2 separate regions of the Homo sapiens genome follow, and region 2 is linked to region 1. The links are chromatin loops, found by intact Hi-C in ENCODE. Cell type or tissue: left ventricle myocardium inferior. All regions are shown on one strand.

Evidence for each region. Hi-C counts contacts between places; a loop is a spot of excess contacts. Peaks named below come from ENCODE experiments on the same cell type or tissue, not always from the same donor. Only the 100,000 strongest peaks of a DNase experiment are listed, where the experiment ranks them.
Region 2: a loop joins it to region 1, with 5 times the contacts of the local background. A loop is called at or near these places in 2 of 110 quality-filtered maps.

What each region holds. Positions count from the first base shown.
Region 1 is chr16:64,247,669-64,255,668 of GRCh38, reverse strand. No RefSeq gene overlaps it. Among named protein-coding and RNA genes, the nearest start is that of LINC02165, 520 kb to the right of the region's middle. In left ventricle myocardium inferior, no CTCF peak of the experiment used is centred here; DNase peaks (open chromatin) are centred at 3,758 and 4,678; H3K27ac peaks cover 2,654 bases.
Region 2 is chr16:64,181,190-64,189,189 of GRCh38, reverse strand. No RefSeq gene overlaps it. Among named protein-coding and RNA genes, the nearest start is that of LINC02165, 450 kb to the right of the region's middle. In left ventricle myocardium inferior, no CTCF peak of the experiment used is centred here; no DNase peak of the experiment used is centred here; H3K27ac peaks cover 1,316 bases.

The DNA.
Region 1 (8,000 bases):
ACTGGTGGAGGAGGGATTAACCTGGCTCTAGTTAATTCACAAATCCATGCACCTCTTTTTTTCTGAATCACTTGCTTTCAAGGTACTACTCTGAGGACTAAATCTGATTATGAACTGGTTAATTATATTCGAGTGGAGGTGGGTTGTTTATGATGGGGCTTACTATCTTGCTGTAGTATTCCATGTAGAGAAGAATCACAGTGTCAGGCTTTTAAGGTACATCTAATTAGGCACAAAAAAATCACAAGATATTCAGATATTATGTGGACAGACATAGGAAAAGACCCATTCATAGACATTTATTGTCATCTGAGGCCTAACAAAGTGGTAAAGGTGGTTCCTGGTAGGTGGATAAAATAATCCGAACATATTGGGATAGGGCAGGTGTGACCAGAAATGCAGGCTGGTTCTTGACATGAGCGACATTTTCAGCAAGGAGACTGATTCAGCCTGTGTCCGTCATGATGTAAGGATGTTCTTGTTAACATGAGGTTTGTGTGTGCTGGTGAGTGATGGACCATTTTGGAAGAAGTTCAAGGTTCATCCCTCCCCTCCCCTCCCCTCTCCACCCCTCCCCTCCCCTCTCCACCCCTCCCCTCCCCTTCCCTTTCCTTCCTTTCCCTTCCCTTCCCTTCCCTTCCTTTTTTTCTTCTTTCCTTCCTGTTTGCCTTTCTTTCTTTCTTTTTTCCATCTTCTCTTCACAGATACAAATTTACCACTTACTATATGTATACTGGGAACATAATAAGGAACAAAGGGACATTATTACTGCAGATTTTATATTTTTCTGAAGACAATATTTTCTGAAGAAAGCAAGAAATAATAATACAATTAGTGATAAATGATATAAAAAATAAAAACCTGGGATTCAAACTTAATCAATTCTACCTAAGAAGTTCAAAACAAAGTCTTCTTAGGATTGGTGTTTTAACCAAGTCTTAAAGGATGAGGATGAGTAACTCCATACATATGCAAGACTTCTAAATATTAATAAGAGAAACCTACAACTACCTTGTTGCTCAAACCTGAAACTGTGATTCCTCTATTGCTCACTCTCTTTGTAACATCTATCACCTTGTCAATGTCAGTCCAGGGCCTAACCAGGAAAATAAAATCCACTGTGAGTACAGTTGGCCCTCTAAATCCGCAGGTTCCACACTGACAGGTTCCACATTCTCCAGGAATTCAACAAACTACACATCAGGAATATTTTTTAAAATAATAATACTGTAACAATAAAAAATAGTACAAATAAAATACAGTGTAACAACTATTCACATAACATTTACATTGTTAGGTATTATAAGTAATCTAGAAATGATTTAAAGTATACAGGAAGATGTGTGCAGGTTGTATGCTTACACTATGCTGTTTTATATGTAGCAAAGTATAAAATAGCATAGCATTTTATACTGTGGATTTAGGTATCCATGATGTCTCAGACTCAATCCCCTGCTGATTTCCAGGGATTATTGGACTTAGAACAAGGCAATTTAGCCAGGAATTTGTAATACTGGTGGTAGATAAACTGAAAGCCAAGAAAACAATATACAGCCACCTAGGAACACAGGAAATTTCTACCACACTTTGGCTGGTAAAACAGGTGGGATTTCCATGGCTTTTCCCAGAAGCCATGTAGGGTACATAGATGCATCTGAGGATGGAGGTAGGAAGCAGAGAGAGGTCAGGTGAAACACTCCTGTACTCCTTATTTCTTTTTATCCAAATCTCTTAATTGTAACTCCATTGATTGAGAATCTCGATGACCAAAAAGCCTTAAAAATTAAGCCTACTGGAGATAGTCACAGCTCCATTCTTGCAATAAAAAGCAGAGCAGGGGAAGATTTCAGGATGAAGCTGAGGACAAAAAGTATTGGTGTCTCACATAGTTTTAACTCAAAATGATACCGAGACTAATTCACTTCACTCTATTTCTGTACCCCGGTCTGAGTCATCATTGGCCCACAACAATCTTTTAGCTGCCCTGTTTGGTTTAGTCTGATGCCCTGACAATGGAATACACAGAGCTTTTAGAGGGAATGAATGAATGAAGCAATCAATCAATTAATGACATCAATGAAATGTTAGTGGATATGGTGGGCAGGTGGGGGGAGTGAATTTTAATATCAATATGCTGTATGATAATCCTGATTTACCAATTTGCAGCAAAATCACAAACTTCTCTCAACCTCTATTCATTATTGGTAAAATATCCACAACCACTCTCCATCAGGAATGATAAAAGATAACACAATCTCTTGGAGGCAAAATTGCTTACACCAAAAACAGTGTGATACCATGGAAAAGTCAAAATCATTTGTCTCATGGTTATCTATGTTTGACTCTTCACTCTGCTATTTACTATTCATGCTATTGCTTAATCATTCTGAGCCTTAGCTTTCTCATGTTTACCATCTGTATTTCTCTACTTTTTTTCAGGATTTTTTTTTAAATTTTAAGGTGATATATAATACATATACATATCTGGAGGGTACATGTGATATTTTGATACATTCATATGAATTGTAAATATCAAAGCAGAGTGACTGGAAATATCCATCACCTTAAATATTTATATTTTCTTTATGCTAGGAATATTTGAATTATTCTCTTCCAGCTATTTTGAAAGGTGCAGTAGATTATTGTTAACTGTAGTCACCCTACTGATCTATCAGACACTCGGTCTTATTTCCTCTATCTATCTGTGTATTGGTGCTCATTAATCAACCTCTCTTTATCCCATACCCCAACCCTTCCTAACTTCTGGTAACCAACAATCTGCTCTCTGTCTTCAACAGATGCTGAAAAAGCATTTAATAAAATTAATCATCCATTCATGATAAAAAATAATTCCTCCACAAACTGGGATAGAAGGAACATACTTCAAAAAAAAGAGGCCATATATGACAACCCCACAACTAACACCATGCTGAACAAGAAAATAAAATGAAAGCCTTTCCTCTAAGATCTGGAACAAGACAAGGATGCCTAGTTTTACTTTTGTTTGACATAATACTGGAAGTCTTAGTCAGAGCAATTAGGCAAGAGAATAAAAAATAAGGAGCATCCAAACTGAAAAGAAAGAAGTTACATTATCCCTGTTTTCAGATGATATGATCTTATATTTAGAAAAACTTAAAGACTTTACCAAAAACTATTAGAACTGATTAAAAAAATCAGTAAAGTTGCAGGATACAAGATCAATACACAAAAAACAGTTGCATTTGGACATGCCAACAGTGAACAATCTGAAGAAGAAATCAAAAAAGCAACCCCATTTATAATAGAGTCAAAAAGATGAAATATCTAGGAATTAGTTTAACCAGAAAGGTGAAAGATCTGTACAAGAAAAGCTATAAAACAGCGATGCAATAATTTGAAGAGAGCACAGAACCATGAAAAGATTCCATGATCATGATTGGTAGAATTAATATTGTTAAAATGACAATTCTTCCCAAAGCAATTTACAGATTTGATGAAATTCCTATCAAATTACCAATGACATTCTTCACAGAATTAGAAAAAAATAATCCTACAATTCATATGGAAACACAAAAGACCCCAAATAGTCAAAATAATTCTGAGCAAAAATAACAAAGCTAGGGGGTGTCACACTCCCTGACTTCAAAATACACTTTGCAAGCTCCATTTTCACCCTCTTGGAATACTTCCCTGGGCCTGCCATTTGAGGAAACTGATCTAGTCTGCTGGAGAATGAGAGGTCATGTGGAGGAGAATGGAGGTGCCTCAGCAGACAGTCAGCTCAAACTACCAGACGTGCAAATGAGAGGATCTGGCAGCTTCTAGGACAGCCAATCCTGCTGATAAATGCAATGCAAGAAGGAATCCAGGTAAAAATAGTGGAGAATCTCTTAACCACTTCACATACTTATGATAAATAATTGCTGTTCGTAGCCACTAAGTTGTGGAGTGGCTTGTTAGATAACAATAGTTAACTGAAACAGTCTCCATATGTTATCAAATGAAATCACTTATTATTGAGAAAGTACTAATAGCATCATTATTAATTGTTAAATAGTTATTAATGTTATTATTGACATGATAGCATTATCATATTATAAATTTTAAAAAATAAAGGCATATTTTAAGAGCTATTTCAACTGGCTATGTGTTAAATTGTGATTTCAACATTATACTTCGAGGAGCAGGGTCCAATTGCAATTTTTATTTCTTAGTCTTCCTGCTCCTCCACTGCTCAGCGTGTTATCTCATTCATAGTAGTTACCCATACATATTATTTAATTTGAAGGAATATTAAAAAGTGTACTTTATAGAAATTAAAATCCATTTTGTTTCCAACATTGGAAAACAGACTTTTTATGTAAAACCTACTGAAGGAGAATTTAGATGGCATAAGCCACTTTGCTGATGTTTGGAAGAACGACGGGACAGGCAATTGAATGCTAGATTCAAGGTCAAAGCTTTGCCCCACTTGTCCTGAGACCATTTCTTGTTCTTCTTTGGAAGAAGTCTCTTGAAAGTCATCTGCATAGCCAAACTTAGAGAGCACTCTTATCTAAAAGGAACTGCTTGTCTTCATCTATGACTCAGATTATTTCTTTGCATATTAAATTACAAGAGACAGTTCCAGCTGGATCCATCAATGTATTTATAACTCAGCCACACAATCTTCCTCCAGGCAGAAAACTTGGCACATGGGCTTTCAGCCTGGCTGCAGCATTCAAAGATGAGAACAAAAAATAATCACAGCAATTTTTATATCAAATTTTATTTAAATTCTGAATATAATAGGATAATTTCAATCTCCTGGCACACAGTAAGTCACCATTTTCACCAAAGGAGGGAGTGAGAGGGGCAGTTGAGGAACTCACCAAGAGTCACAATATAATTTCTCCACCTACCTTAGATTCTATTCTCAATGAACAATCTTTGGTAACAACGGTGAGAATGTCCTGTGAATTCTGGAAAAGAAAGGAGTGATGACATTCATTAATGGTCTGGCATAATGTCTAGCACAAAATCTAGACCACTGTACTGGGTGCTATGTATACACTGTCTCATTAATCAGTGAAATAGATTAGATTTTCTTCCTATAAGAAAGTAGCTCTTGAAGACAGCAAGACTTTTTTTTAATTGGAAAAAAAAGAAAAAATTTGCCTTTGACAAATTAGTTAGCACGTTTAGTGCACAGATTCATTTTCTACAATTTGTTTAGAGCTTTGTTTCCTGTAGAAATTATATAAGTAATTATATACACATGTCACTTAAAGTGCTCTTATATAAAAGAAATTGCTTGTGCATGTATATTAGTCATAAACATCTGTATTTTTATTTAGCATGTAACAGAAAACCAAACTGAAAGTGGTCTAAACAGAAAAGTGATTTGTTTAGTCATGTAACTAAATATTCAGGAATAGATCTCTATCTTCAGTTGTACCTTGAACGTGATCATGGAATTCAGAATCTCTCTCTATTTCTCTGGCCATCTCTGATATTGAAATCCTTCTCCCCTCGTAGTTCCAAGATTAAGTCATTCTATACCTAGAAATTCTAGCAGAAAAGAATCTTTTATTTCCCAATAAATTAAATTAAAATGCTTAATTATCATTGGCCTATTATAAGGCATTGAGCCGTGACAAAACTAATTGCTGTAGCCAAATGAGGGATTAGACTGAGAAGCCCAACCTGGATCCTATGAATTCTAGTAAGATCTATGTATTAGTTAATATAATTATATCAATGTTAACCTTGTTTTTGATAATTATACTCTGACTAGGTGAGATATTTATATTTAAGAAGCTGGATGAAAGTTATGTAGGAAGTCTAAGTGCAATTTAAAAACTCTTCCATAAGTCTAAAATCATTTAAAATTTTTTTTTGAAATTATACTTGAACTTAGTGGGTTATATGAAAATAAGCACTGTAATGTGAATATATTTGTGAGAGGCTTTGCTTGGCAAGTTTTTTCCATCGTTTGAATTTCAGTCTGTGGTCTCTATACCTGATAACCCCAGTTTTCTCTTATTTTTCTTTTTGGAGTCACAGACCATGTCTTTAATATGGATATTGTTGATCACAAAAACATGTACTATGATGTATATATTTGTATATTTATCTTCCCAGTTAGATTATGAGCATCTTGAGGGCCCAGCCTGTACCTTGTTCATCTTTAAAATCTCAGAACCATGCGGAGGGCCAGGCACAGAATGGAAGCTCATTAAACGTTAGTATAATAAAGCACTAACATGCTTACTTGTTAACTCACATCAGCATCTGGAATCACAGACTATTATTTTAACTGGCTAATGGCTTGACTTTCGAATAAATATTTAAAAGGAATTTTAATTTAAAATGTGCATTTAATTCTTCTCTTTTATAGACACCAGTGTCCAATACCATGCTACAGCTGGGGAAAACATATTCTGTGTCTGTTTCTGAGAATAATAAAATAGAAAAAAATGTGAATAGCATTTCTATCTTTACTGCTTTGTGTGTATGTGAGGGTATGAGTGGCGGACAGCATTGAGAGTTTATGCATTTATTCTATGATAATTTATTAAATATCTCAATGCTGTGCTAAGATATGGTCCACACCGCCCCATCTTAAGAGATTAGTGAACTCATCTGAAGAACCAAGCATTTCAGTGAGGGGGAAAAATCACTTTAAAGTGTATCATATTGAAACTGAACTCAGCCTTCCTCCACCCCGCCCCCTGCCCTTGTCCCCTGTTTTTGGAATGAGCCAATTTCCATCAGCTGTGGTGTTGTCACATGATATGTATCCATCAGCAAACATGCACCAAGCTCCTGCTGAGGACAAGTGTCATGAGATTAAAAAAAAAAAAAGATCTTGAAAAATTCTCACCTACCTGAATATGTCTTACTGCTGATATTTTGTGTACCTGATATTTGGCATTTTTTAACTAATTAAAATTATTAAGGTGGTTTAGATGTAAGTGTAAGCCTGTTTTAGGCAACGCAAATGTAACTTTTAGCTACGAATATATACTCAATTCTATCTCAGGGAAATGTAATCACATATCCTATAAGGGTAAATATAATAAAAGCCAGAGGTCATGTACGTGTTGAAATTCAGGAAGAAGGAAGGAGTTATTCATATCTCTGGGGCTGACCAAATGCTACAGGCTGGAGATCCAGCCCTCTGTGGGTCAGCATAAAGTCAAAAAGACTTCCTGAATACACATAAAAGCATTATTGGGATCAGTTTCCATGGAGTTATAAATAATACAGTAACTGTTCAATGACTGTTATTGTTGAAACTACTGAAAATGGAAGTTATCCCAATCCCTACCTGTTATGGACTGAGCCCTCCACCCCAAGTTCCTATTTTGAAGCCCTGAACCCCATCGTGATGGTATTTGGAGATAGGGTCTTTGGGAGATAATTAATTTTAGATGAGATCATGAAGGTGGGGTCCTCATAATGAGACTAATGCCCTTATAAGAAGAAACACCAGAGTGCTTGCATGTTTCTCTCTCTCTCTCTCTCTCTGTCTCTCTGTGCATGTCTTGTGAGGACATAGAAAGACGGTGGTCATTTACAAATCGGCAAGAGAGCCATTTCAGAAACCAACAATGCTAGCACCTTGATCTAGAATTTGTAAGTTTCAGAACTGTGAGAAAATAAATTTCTGTTGTGTAAACCATGCAGTGTATGGCATTTTGTTATGGTAGTTCAAGCTGCTAAGAAACTACATTTCCATTTCTCTATATTTAACGACAATAGGGCTGTGAACACGTGGATTCAAGTCCATTGGTAAATATTTTTGCTGTGGGTGGCTCTTCCTTCTGAAGGGCTAAGATTAAACTTGATGGGGGGGACTTCAATAAGATGTTGGGGGATGCAGAAATAATCAGGATTACTTTAGAGAAGCTTTTGCCAATACAGATGACATTTTAGGCTTTAGAAAACCCGTAATCCAAGGATATTGTCAGCTGTGGGAAATATCCTGCTTTATAACAGAGACCTGGTGAAAGAAATGGGATACTACACCTTGT
Region 2 (8,000 bases), 66 kb after region 1:
CTCCTGCCTCAGCCTCCTGAGTAGCTGGGACTACAGGTGCCCACCACCACACTTGGCTAATTTTTTTTTTTTTTTTTTTTTTTTTTTTTTTTTTTTTTTTTTTACTAGAGTTGGGATTTCACTGTGTTGGCCAGGATGGTCCCCATCTCCTGACCTTGTGATCTGCCTGCCCCAGCCTCCCAAAGTGCTGGGATTACATGTGTGAGCCACTGCGCCCGGCTGAGTGCTTTAAATGTTTTTAAAAGAAAACTATTTTTGTGGGAAATAAATGTGTTATGTTTGCTATGTTTTTTAATTGTTAGATTAAACTTTTCTAAAAAGACAGTAAATATTTGCTGGGTTTATTCCCCTTTTAATGGAAGTCTGGCTTGATTGCATCTGGTATTGGTCATACAGAAAAAAAGAATGACAGCATTTCTACTACAGAAACTGAGAAATATCTACATAATTTTTCTAATTTCAGCTCTTAATTTTCACAGGCGTGTTTTCAATTGATATTAATTTTAGCTCATCTACTTTTTTTAATAGAATGACCAACATTATTTGTTCTGTCAAATCTATGCACTGTTGCTAAAAGAACAATGAGTTAATTTGAAAGCTTAGCATACATTAAGATTTTTTTAAATGTGTGGTCACTGGTGATCACCTAATTCGTTTTTGATGTCCATTTCTTCCCAAGTATAAAATTAATGCATTAATTAGTCATTATAAGGAAGCTTTCCTAAGTCCTTTCCTAAATGAAATACTAAACATTAAGGTCTCTTCCTCTGATCATCAACTGTTAAACATTGTCTTCCTGTTCACATCGACCTTGCGTTTTCTTCTAAAGCAGAATAGCAATTACAGTAATAATAGCTCCTTTTAGAATAGGATTTTAGAGGAAGTTACTGGCAATAATGGCCTGTAAATTGTAAAATTTTTTTAAAGTTACTATTTACTTATAATAATCAAAATAAGATGTTTATCCCAGTGCTATTTAGAAAAGTAAAAAAGCAAAACACAACCAGGAAAAAAAAGAAAACCTGAAATTACTATCAACAGCAAAACATTAAGGCATGTGCACCTGATGAAATACCAAGAAGTATGTAAATAATGGTTTACAAATTTTGTAATAATATACAAAGAATGGTACTAATCCTACATGAAGTTTTTTGGAAAGAATCCTAATACATATATTTTGGAAAAGCCAGTAGATATTCATTTTAAAAAATTGGAAAGTACAGAAAAGGATAAAAGCAAAAAATAAGCAGAAACTCATATTCATGTCTGTTCCACTATGCCAATATTTTAGAAAAGCTTTCTGAAGCTCAATACATTTAACCATAAAAATAAGGCTAACTTATCAAGTTTGTGTTGTATTTTACTTATCCTGGGCAATTTAGATTATGTATTACCATCTTAATCTTAATGTAGTAGTTGGCTAAATTTATAGATAAGGTTATGAAATCTCATAACTTATTAAGGACATTTGGACAGTAATTCTTACTAGATGGAATAATCCAACTAAGTGAGGATTTTGTTTCAATTCTTGATTCATGTGGTTCTGCATTGAATGACTATATATGAAAGGAGCTGGAGAAATATATTATTATCCAACTATTTTTTTGTTTGAGACAGAGCCTCACTTTGTCACCCAGGCTGGAGTGTGGTGGCACGATCTCAGCTCACTGCAACCTTTGCCTCCCAGGTTCAAGCGATTCTTCTGCCTCAGCCTTCCAACTAGCTGGGACTATAGGCATGCGCCACCACACCTGGCTAATTTATGTATTTGTAGTAGAGATGGGGTTTCACGCATAATGGTCAGGCTGGTCTTGAACTCCTGACTTTGCGATCTGCACGCCTCAGCCTCCCAAAGTGCTGGGATTACAGGCGTGAGCCACCACGCCCCGCCATATTTGTCTTTAATCTTCAAAAATTAACTCATTGCTACTGCTCATACCCTAGCATATCACATATCTACCACTTCCATGTGATGATGAAGAGTTGCTGTTCACACCCAACCCATGACTTTGTAGGCCAGGTGACACTCAGTTCATGATGGGCATCTCAGGTTGCTTGGCAACTTCGTGGTTTATGGTCAAGCATTCAGTCTTTACCAAGGCCAAGTAGCAGGCTAATAGTTGTTGTTTAAAGGAGCGTGGTTATCTATGAATGACGGCAGAGCCTTGCTCCAAAATACTAAAGGCTTGTACTGTGATTCACCTATAGGGGCTTGCCAAAGGCTCCAAACAACTTCCCTATCAGCTGCTGTTTCTTCAAGCACAGTTGGCTCTGCTGGATCATATGGCCCAAGGGGCAGAGCAGCTTGCACAGCAGTTTGGAGCTATTGAAGGTTTGTGGGGCCTTTCCATTGTCTTATCACACTCAAACCATTCAACAATTTAAAAAAAAAACAGAGGAAAATTCCTTTGAGAAATGAAAATCCCAAGACTGAGGATCATTCTAAAACAGGATAGAAAATTAAATAATTCCTATTATCAAATTACCATATTAATTTTTACATATTTCCCTGAGACAGGTTTTTTTTCTAATCAGTAAAAGGGTGATACTATTACTTGTAAGATACAGATAATAAAACAGAAACTGCTTAGCAATCATTTGACAATATTTTAAGGTTAGGATGTGCACTGCAGTCTGATAGCTGTTTTGAATACAACAAAGTAAAATACAAACATGGTCTGATCCCCTGGAGAGCTTACACACAATAAATAAATCTAGCATTACTTGAATCATCTTTAGTTTACTCTTGTTCTAGAAACGGTTATTACAAACAAGTATATAGAAACAGAAAAATCTTTTGCAGAAAATGGATGGTTAAAAGGATAACATTTCTTCTCTAATTGTTACCCTTCCAACTTTTCACATGGATTTGTGTCTTATAAGCCAATTTCAGTGACAGCAAAGTGCTAGTGATAAGGGAAGACTCTCATCTAAAGCTTTACAAGTTTGCAGGAATAAATCAATATGCTGTCTTGACTACTGTTGCCAGCGGTGCATTGTTATCATGTTAAATTTCTCTTAGAATCTATTGCCTAGCACCTGGAAATATAGTTGCCAAGTAATGTAAGCACTCTAAACCCAAGATTAGGCTGTAGAGAAAGAGCAGCCCCTATTCCTGGCAGACAAAAATAATTGTAAGCAAAATATCCCTGATGTACTATTAGTTGATATGAAAATTATTCTTGACATAGAAGACTGAGAATAGAAAAATCGTTCGGTATGTACAGTGTCAGGTTTGGAAAAAATAAGTGCCAACAACATACTTCTTCCACATCGTAGTGACAATTTAAACAATGAATAAATACTTCCTCTTAACTCTCCATTCTGTACAGAGCTGAGGCAGTAGGGGTGGAATGGAGGGGAGTGGGGATTGTTAATTGCTACATTTGGCCAGTTTTGCACTGGACTCTCTGATATTCAGAAACTTATAGTATAGCATTGTGGTTAAGATAATAGACCAGAATCAGTCAAACTCAGGTTTGAATCCTGACTTTTTTTGTTGTTATTGTTTTGTTTTGAAACAGAATCTTGCTTTGTCACCCAGGCTGGAGTGCAGTGGCATGATCTCAGCTCATTACAACATCTGCCTCCCAGGTTCAAGCAATTTTCCTGCCTCCACCTCCTGAGTAGCTGGGACTACAGTTGCATACCACCACATCTGGCTAATTTTTGTATTTTTAGTAGAGAGAGGGTTTCAACGTGTTGACCAGCTGGTCTCGAACTCCTGACCTCAGGTGATCCACCCGCCTTGGCCTTCTGAAGTACTGTGATTACAACCGTGAGCCACCGCGCCCAGCCTGAATCCTGACTTTCTGACCTAGGGCAATTTAACAAAATTTTCTGAATCTCAGTTTCTCCATATTTCATTGAGCAATGAAAGTGTCTTTCTCACAACATTGTGATGAATCATAAAATGGAAAAGAACAAAGCAACACAGAATATTAAACTCAATGCCTGTTACATAATCAATGATGCATACATTAGTACTATTAGAGTCAGGTATTGCTATGTCTATGACAATAACTACAGATGTTCTTTACTAGAACGTGAAGAAGGAACAAAAATCTGATAATTTTAAACTACATCTTGTCTGGAGTCTCAGTCAGACCTCACGTATGTATTTCCAACATATTTTACTATGTGAGGGATATCTTTTTTATTTTCTCAAGACTTGAGAATTAATTAAAAAAATGTATATACATATATCTCAGGTGAAGGTGTGTGTCTGTAGCATTACATACATTAAATATATAGCATTCTGGAAAAGTTGATATATTACTACAAAAATAGTACAATGTGAATGTCTTCAATCTTTCCCCATTCACCAATTGTAACTAGGCCTCTGACTTTTCTCTTCTGTATAAGCCCCACTCAGACCAGCATACTTTTGTTTTGAGAACTAAGCAAGGTGATTGAGTGATCATTGAAATGATGTTCTTGGTCTCTAGAAATCCATGTGCTGGGAGAAGTGAGGGAGGACACATATAACACACACTTAGCCCATAAATTAATACAGTAAATCCAGAGATACACTGCTTTAAAGAAATGCATGGAATAGAGGATGAGCGGGTGATGCTTTAGTTTGGCTACTTGGAGAAAACTTTCTTCAGGAGGTGATACTTGAGGTGAGGAGGGTACTGTCTTACTTAGGTGTCCCATTTGACATTGTTGATGGGGATTGTGAGTCAGAAATGGGGAATGGAGAGTAGAAAAGAGGCACAGGCCAGGAACTGAGAAGTGTTCACATAGCAGGCAATAAATACAGAGGCACTGGAGAGAATGATGCTGGAGTCACTGAGACATATGAGAGCAATAACAAGATTAAAAGCATTACTTCCAGACCTTGTGCCCTTTTACAGCATTTCAGAACCACAAGTAAAATGCATGAGCTATTTTGAAATTGTTTGACCTTTTTTGCTTTATACAATAGTGACATTTGTTAAGTTAGGAGTGTGGGACCAGTAGTCAGCTGATTAGTTTCAGATAGAGGCTGAGATTCTTCCTACCCCTGTAAGGTCATTTTTCTCAGCTGTGAATTGGGGAAATTATAAACATTCAATAGCATTATCCTGAGAATTAAATGAGTTAATAGTTGTAAAATGCTTTAGAAAGTGTTGGAAACATACTAATTACTAAATAATAATTAGCTATTATTTAATTGTTAATATTTGTTAAAATATTTTGTATTTATGAATGCAATTTATTTGTAAAATCAATTGCTTTTACCAGACAGTGTCTGGGGGGAAAAAAACATTTTTTCTTGATTGGAATTCTCCTAAAAAATTGTTCCCAAGTTTCACAAAGCTGTCATAAATACCCTGCAACACACCCAGTCATCAGTTGTACGTAATTTGATCCCATAAGAACCAACATCATTTGGTTTATAAACACAAATACTCAATAGCGACTTATAAAGCTAGAGGGAGAAGAAACTAATTAACAACTCCATGAATGCAAAGGGATGTAAGAACAAGGCAAAGCAAAGGGTTTGATGATCTCTGTTTTAAAGATGTTGTTTTTCTTTTTAAATAATGGAGTTTTATTTTAATTCTTTCACACTTTGTAATCCCAATTAGATTTTTTGTGAGTGCTGTATATTCAATCCCTTATACATTTATTTAATACCTAGTGTTTTTCAAGCTCTGTAGACACAGAAGTGATAAATTGATGATCTTTATCCTCTAGGAGTCCTAACTTTTCCAGGAAAACACTCACACACACACACATCAATGATGTTACAATGTGATTAATCTATTGTAAAGATATGAATAAAAAGTTCTGAGAACACAGAGGTAAGAACAATTAATACACTTTAGCAGAGAGGGAGGCATGTGAGTTTGGCCTTGAAAGTGAGTCAGGTAAAAATTCACAGTGGAGAAGGAAAGGTGAAAACATTTCAGATGGGAGACTCAACATCAGCTAAGGCCTGGAAGGACCTAAACTGGGGAAAAGACTAATGTGAGGGAAATGAAAGGAATGGTCAGATTGCTAAATGTCCTCTTTGCTGTGCCAGGGACATTGAACTTTGTCCTCTTCATCTGGGAGAGCCATTAAATGGTTTTAAGGAAGAACAGGTCATACATACAATCATCTAAAACAATAATTCTGAACATTCCTGTCCAGAAAGGACAGGAAAGGCATAGCGACTTTTTCTGGCCAACAGTATAAATTTTCCTGGGAACGGTGATGTCAAGTACGATTTGAGTTGTCTTTCATAGCTACTGTGTAAGATGTTTTGCATGTTTTCACTTTATCTAAACTTCATCTTTTGTCTTAAATTATTCAACAGGCAACATAATTATCACTCAGATAACAAATTATATATATCATCCATTTTCCCATCTTGATTCTGACCAATCTGATATAGAACAAAGAATACACAGGGAAGCTTAAATAGCTCTTTGGTGACCATGAAGGCTGTATAAGATCAAAGGATGTCACATTAGATCTGTTAGCCAGATGAACTTGCTGCTACTTTAATCACAAGTTAGGCAAATGGACTCACCCAGTCCCAAGCAACTCTGGACCAGGGTAGCAGGCCTAATCATGTGGAAAGGGTCTACCTAGGTAAGTAAGGACCACTGGACAGGTAGACTTGAACCCCAAGAGGAAGTAGTGCAATGTGGAACTGAATATCCCATCTTTTACAAATTTACCTACATGATTGTCACTCCAGATTCCCTGAGATATAGAAGGTAAAGACATGTACCCAGAAGTATCACAACAGTCGAGTTTCCTATAGCTGAAAATAAATAAAATACACGCAGAAGAAGCATCCCCACTCTGACACTGTCTTTGAACCCAGTTAGTTATTATGGATCCCATGTTGTGTCCATTACACCCCATTGATCTTAAAACTGGGTCATTGGTTCTCATTCTTCTCCCTCAGTCCCAAACAGAAACGTTGAGATAAAAATCAAACCAGAGGTTTCTAGCTAAAGGACAGCAGAACTGATTTTTGAGTGATGAATCTGGAACACCGTTCCAATGCAGGCATTAAACCAAGCATGCTGGGTAGAGGAGAATGCACTATGGTCTTTCGGTAAAAACTCTGAGTGAAAGCTGCTAGTGAACATTAGCAGCATCCAAGGCAGAAAGCTACTATGCAGCCAGCTGTGTCTTTCACAGAGAGGAATTTTGATGATTCTACCTAAAACACACACACACACACACACACACACACACACACACACACACAACTTTCCAACATCAATGGTGTTGTATTTTTAAAATAAAATAATTCTATTTTTAAAATAAAAATATGGTATTCTATGTGGATTTCACCATTTGATGGGCCAAGAGGATCAAATTATATCATCAATGATATCCCCATTACATCACCTGGGGAGTGAATCAAGAGAAGAACTACTCTTCTTTCTACATAATTATATACCTCTATGCAGATCTTGTGCTGCCTTTGCTGAGAAAATGGTGTTCGTTTTTAACTTAGCCTCACAATGAACTTCGTGAATGTGTGCAATAAAAGAGGTTCCTATTTTGAACTGCTTCTTAACTAAGAATATTTGATACTGCTGCACCTACGTAGTCTTTAACACACTGACATTATGTAAATTAAATATGTTAATCCCCACCTCTGTGCAATCTTCTTCCATTTAAACTTTTTTCCCCTTTTGTTACCAGAAAGGAGAAACAAAAAGGAAAAAAAAGATGTAAGAAAAGACTCCTGCCAAAAATAATAGCTATGTTCAATGTTTTCCCTGGTTTCTTATTGTTTAAAATGTGCTTTTCCTGCCAAGGTCCCGTTTAAGTGCATTACCTCCACATGCTAATAGACTAATTAAAATATGAATAAATAAAAAATTTCCTGTAAACTTTTTTTCCCCTTTTTTGTGAACTTAAAGTTGAGTTTTCTGAACTAGGATTAATCAAGAAGATATTTTTTACTTCATTGTTTCCCTGCTGGAAAAAATGTCAACTCCCACCCCTGTCTTCAGTAGAAATCTAAGACTGGATAGTGCTCCATGAAAGTAAAACACAAT